2 separate regions of the Mus musculus genome follow, and region 2 is linked to region 1. Evidence: chromatin loops called from intact Hi-C (ENCODE). Cell type or tissue: heart. All regions are shown on one strand. Region 1 overlaps Rpl13 (ribosomal protein L13). Region 2 holds the start of Tcf25 (transcription factor 25 (basic helix-loop-helix)).

Region 1 (2,500 bases):
GCCCCGATGGGCTACTCAATAAAACCCTGCATCAAAGCAAGGAAAGGGCAGGGGTGAGGTGGGGTGTATGTGTGGAGAAATGGCTGAAGTTAAAGGCGCTTGTGTTTGTTCCCCAGTATCTATGCCTGGGAGCTCACAAGTGCCTTTAGAAAATTTTATGTATATATTGGTCTTTTGTCTACATATATCTCTGTGCACGTGAGGTCATTTTGCTTGCATAGGCTGGAAGGCAGCTTCATATCCCTGGGGACTAGTTATAGTTGTGAACAAACATGCAGGTGCTAGAAGTTGAATCCTGGTCCCCTGCAAGAGCAGCTAGCACCCTCACCCAGGGCCAATCTCTTCAGCACCTTCCGAGAGCCTTCACCTGCAGCTCCAGGGGGATGTGGTGCACCTGCCTGGGTAGCTGCAGTCACCCAGCCAGGCTTAGCTCACCTCACCTACCCATTCTAACCACTACTGCAGAGGAGCTTCCCAGAGTCCATGCAGTTTACAGCAAGCTCCTGCAGGCCCAGGGTGCACATAAACGCATGAGCATGAAGGCACATATACATTCTTAAAAGGATACAAGGAGCAATAGCACACACCTATGCAGAACTTGGCAGGCAGTGGCAAGCCTGAGTGTCTGGCTATTCAGGGCTACCTACACAGGAAACGGCTATCTAAAATCAAAAACTAAATTTACAACATTTTTAAAACCAAAGGGAGGGCTGGTGAGATGGCTCAGCGGTTAAGAGCACTGACTGCTCTTCCAAAGTTCCTGAGTTCAAATCCCAGCAACCACATGGTGGCTCACAACCATTTGCAATGGGATCTGGCTCCCCCTTCTGGAGTGACTGAAGACAGCTACAGTGTACTCACATATAACAATAAATAAATCAATCTAAAAAAACAAAACCAAAAAAAGCAAAACTAAGGGAACAGAGGCAGGAGGATATGAGTTTGAGGCCAGCCTAGTTTACACAGGACAGCTAGGGTACACAGTGACTGTCTCAAAAACAGAGTGAGGGGCAACCCCAAAGAAACGACCAAAATGGGGGCTGCAGAGATGGCTCAGGGGAGTAAGAGCACTGACTGCTCTTCGGAAGGTCCTGAGTTCAAATCCCAGCAACCACATGGTGGCTCCCAGCCATCTGTAATGGGATCTGATGCCCTCTTCTGGTGTGTCTGAAGTCAGCTACAGTCCACTTATTTAAATAAATTAAAAAAAAAAAAAAAAAAGACCAAAATGGTCCCTAGATGGTACTAAATGTTACTAGAGCTGATCTGTGTAAGTGGCCACAAATTCTAAGGATGTTCAATTGCACTCATAGCCTGGCATCAAGTTCTTCCCCTCACCTGGGGATGGAGAGATGGCTGGTGGGTGGTTAAGCACACTTGCTCTTGCAGAGGGCCAGACTTCCTGATGGTATCTTACGATTTTAAATCCTTCTCAGATTTGTACACAACACATATATCAAGGCCTAACACAAATAAATTTCACATTTACCATACCTGTACTAAAAACTTCTGCCCCCTTGTGGACATTCATATATGACCAAGTCTAGCACCATCCTAGGTTATCTTTTTTTTTTTTTGAGACAGGGTTTCTCTGTTTAGCCTTGAATGTCTCTGTAGACCAGGCTGGCCTCAAACTAAAAAATCCGCCTGCCTCTGCCTCCCAAGTGCTGGGATTAAAGGTGTGTGCCATCAATGCCTGGCCATCCTATATATCTTGTTCCTAGGGCACAGCATGGTGCCCTCGAACTGGTAGGCATGTTACCCCCGTTACTCTTCCAAGTAACTTCAATCCTTCAAACATGGGACCCATTTCCAGGGTGCTTTCTAGTGGTTTACTGCTTGGGGGACAAGGCAGGTATTGAAGAATGCTTGGGCCAAAAAGAAAAAACTTCAGGCCCCAAAACCTATCTCTGGGGCTCTCCTCTTTGTATGTAGTAAGAATGCCTCAGGCACCACAGGCACTGCACATGCAGGGTAATACAGGACTCCCATGGTTCTAAGTCACTGTCGGGGCAAACCTAATCCTGTCACACCAGGGAAGAGAGGGGCAAGTTACTACAAAATCCAGGCACCAGCCTTCCTCTGGGCTAAGTTAGAAGAGCCTGCTACAGCTACTGATACAGTAGACAGCGACCACCCCAAGGAAGACCCTGCTGAAGTTAATTTTAGGGCTGGGCTATGGCATTTACGACGTTTGAGCTCAGCAGCTGGTGTTAACAGCAGTCTCCCACCCACTCAGTTATAACTAAGGCCCAAAATGCTGAAACTCAATCACATCTCTTAGGAATACCTTCTAACTCAAACCTGCAACACACAACTATTGCTCAAGAAAAAAAGACAAAGAAACCCAGCTTTTGCTTTATGGAAAATTTATTGCAGCTCTCCAACACAGAATTATTTTTTCTTTTCAACATCTTGCTCTGCAGCTTCCTTCGCCCTTTTTGCTCGGATGCCAAAGAGTCGGGCATTGGCACGGGCCATTCGGAGACTGGCAAAAGCC
Region 2 (2,500 bases), 270 kb before region 1:
ACTGATAAAAAGCTGGGGACAACTGGGGGTAGTGCTGTCTTGGGTGCTGCAACAGTAGGATAGACATGGTTTCATATCTGCGACTTGAGGAAGACCCAGTACTTCCGTGTGTCCCAGCTAGCTGAGACAATTCACTGCAAGACTGAGAGTCTCAGACACATTACATCTTTTTACTCACTCGAAAATGGCCACTGACACCTTACCATATGTGGAAGTTGGAGATACGAGGAAAAGACATATTATCTGCCCACACATGAAGTCAGAATCATAATTTATACACATATGAAACTGCAGACCCAGGTCAGTCTGTCGTAAGGAAAAACACGGGGCTCAGGACTGCTACCCAATTTTCTGCTGCGAGGAATACGATACGATAGGTACAAGTAGCTGGGACACACAGAAGTACTGTGATGAATAAGCCGAAATGTTTGCAGAAGAGAGACCTCCCTCAAGTCGCAGAAATGAAACCAAGCCTACCCTACCATCCCATTGCCCCGGACAGAACAACCCTACTCCTTCAGTGAAGCCTAGACCCAACTGAACCCCACCTCCCACTCGCCATCCACAGTGCCCCTCCCCCTTAGCTGTCTCGGATGTCACGCCCCGCCCACTCTGACGTCACTGCCCCGTCCTGCCCTGCGTCACGTCACGTCTCTGGACACAGCCGCGAGACACGCCCTATGCTGCAGCAAAGTCCTGTCACTCAGCCCCTTGTCGGCACCCCCGTTAGCCTTTAGCAGCCCCTTCGCTCGGCATTTTCTTCCACCTTCCACTCGATCTCGGACGGGGAACACGGCTTCCTCACCCCACCCACCCTGCGGCTGAAGACCCGCCTTCCCCGATGCGGCGCAGTCCCTTCTCTCCGCCCACTCGACTGCAGTCCAGACCCAACTTTGTGCCCCTTCGCATGACGTCATGCCCCCACCATTTCCCCCCCCTCAGGTTGCCCAGCTCCTCACCAGCTCAAACCGGTTGTTGACACGGACTCCTTCCTTCCCTGCACCCCCGGGGCGCCGGCCACCCAGCCCCGGTTTTGGTCCCTCTTCCTCTGCGTCATCGTCATCAAGGAGGACAAACTTCAAGGCGTCGGGCCCTAGGGGTTCCTGGCCGCGCTGTTCCCCCCTCAGTCTCCGGAGGGCCCGGCGCGACATAGGACCCGACAGCCTGATGTGGGCAGAGGGACGAGGAAGAGCAGCAGTGTGGCGGCGCCTGCGCACTTGCGGCGCGCTGGCGCAAGATTGGCGTGTCGCGTTTGCGCGCCGCGGCTCTCCGGAACTTCCTCCCAATTCCCCGTGGAGTCGGGGAAGGTGCAAGGGTGGCCCAGGGAGCTCTCGCGAGAGTCGGGCCCTAGCGGCGGCCGTGGTGCGGTGCTTCGGCTTTGGAGATGGCTGGCTTTCAGAAAGCCGGCTGTGCGGCGGGCAGCAACGCGCAGGCTCAGAGCGCTGCTCCGCACGAACGCGATTCCCGGGGGCGAGCCTGGGGGCGAGCGGGCAGGGGTGGGGCAGGCGAGGAGGCCGTGAGAGCAGGTGCGCACGCCGCAAGGCCCGTGTGCAAAGACCTCTGCTATGACAGGAGCGAGGGACCCAGTCCCCAACCCCTCTCTGCTAGCCTACCCATGCGACTTGTCCGATGTCCCCCACCTCCACGTTGTTACTAGACTGCAAAGGGACAGTTTTCACCTTAATAGAACCAACCTAACTTCTTTCAGACTGGGTAACTCCTCTCCACAACGTGCACCGAGCCGAGTTAGGTGTTAGGGCTTGCTTTTTATTGTCGCGAACGCAACAGGGGTGGTCATGTTACAGGGGTATTGGGTGAGGGGAGAGCTGCCTAGGTGTGGATCCGTGGTGTGAAGTCACGGCAGCCCTACCTATGTGTATTCTAATTCAGGAAGATTTTCACAATAAGGACATAGGGATCCTCGGCACAGATCTTTTCTTTTTCCATGTTCTTTTTGTTTTTGTTTTTTGAGACAGAGTTTCTCTGTGTACCCTTGACTGTCCTGGGACTCGCTTTGCAGACCATGCTGGCCTCTGCCTCCCAGGTGTTGTGACCAAAAGTGTGTGCAACAACAACCGACCTTTTTTTAAAACAAAACAAAAACACCACCTGTCTTAGGGTTTCTATTCCTGGACAAAATATCATGACCAAGAAGCAAGTTGGGGTGGAAAGGGTTTATTCAGCTTACACTACATACACACTGCTGTTCATCACGAAAGGAAGTCAGGACTGGGACTAAGCAGGCCAGGAAGCAGGAGCTGATGCAGAGGCCATGGAGGCTTGCTCAGCTTGTTTTCTTATAGAACCCAAGCCCAGGTATGGCACCACCCACAATGGGCCCTCACCCCTTAGTCACTAATTGAGAAAATGCCTTACAGCTGGATCTCATGGAGGCATTTCCTCAATTGACTCCTTTCACTGTGATAACTCCAGCCTGTGTCAAGTTGACACAAAACTAGCCAGTACACCACCCAAACCAAGATCTTGCCCTGTAACGCTG

Evidence for each region. Peaks named below come from ENCODE experiments on the same cell type or tissue, not always from the same donor. Only the 100,000 strongest peaks of a DNase experiment are listed, where the experiment ranks them.
Region 2: it touches region 1 in a loop (10-fold over the local background); 2 of 42 quality-filtered maps call a loop at or near these places.

The regions. Positions count from the first base shown.
Region 1 is chr8:123,105,097-123,107,596 of GRCm38, reverse strand. Rpl13 (ribosomal protein L13) reads right to left here. Exons shown (of 6, transcript NM_016738.5): 6 at 2,353-2,500. The coding sequence ends at 2,395. Among named protein-coding and RNA genes, the nearest start is that of Mir7079, 1.4 kb to the right of the region's middle. In heart, CTCF peaks have their summits at 824 (motif pointing left) and 1,519 (motif pointing left); no DNase peak of the experiment used is centred here.
Region 2 is chr8:123,372,524-123,375,023 of GRCm38, reverse strand. It overlaps Tcf25 (transcription factor 25 (basic helix-loop-helix)), which reads right to left and starts at 1,313. Exons shown (of 18, transcript NM_001037878.4): 1 at 960-1,313. The coding sequence starts at 1,151. In heart, a CTCF peak has its summit at 1,355; DNase peaks (open chromatin) are centred at 643 and 1,273; H3K4me3 peaks cover 2,078 bases; H3K27ac peaks cover 2,209 bases.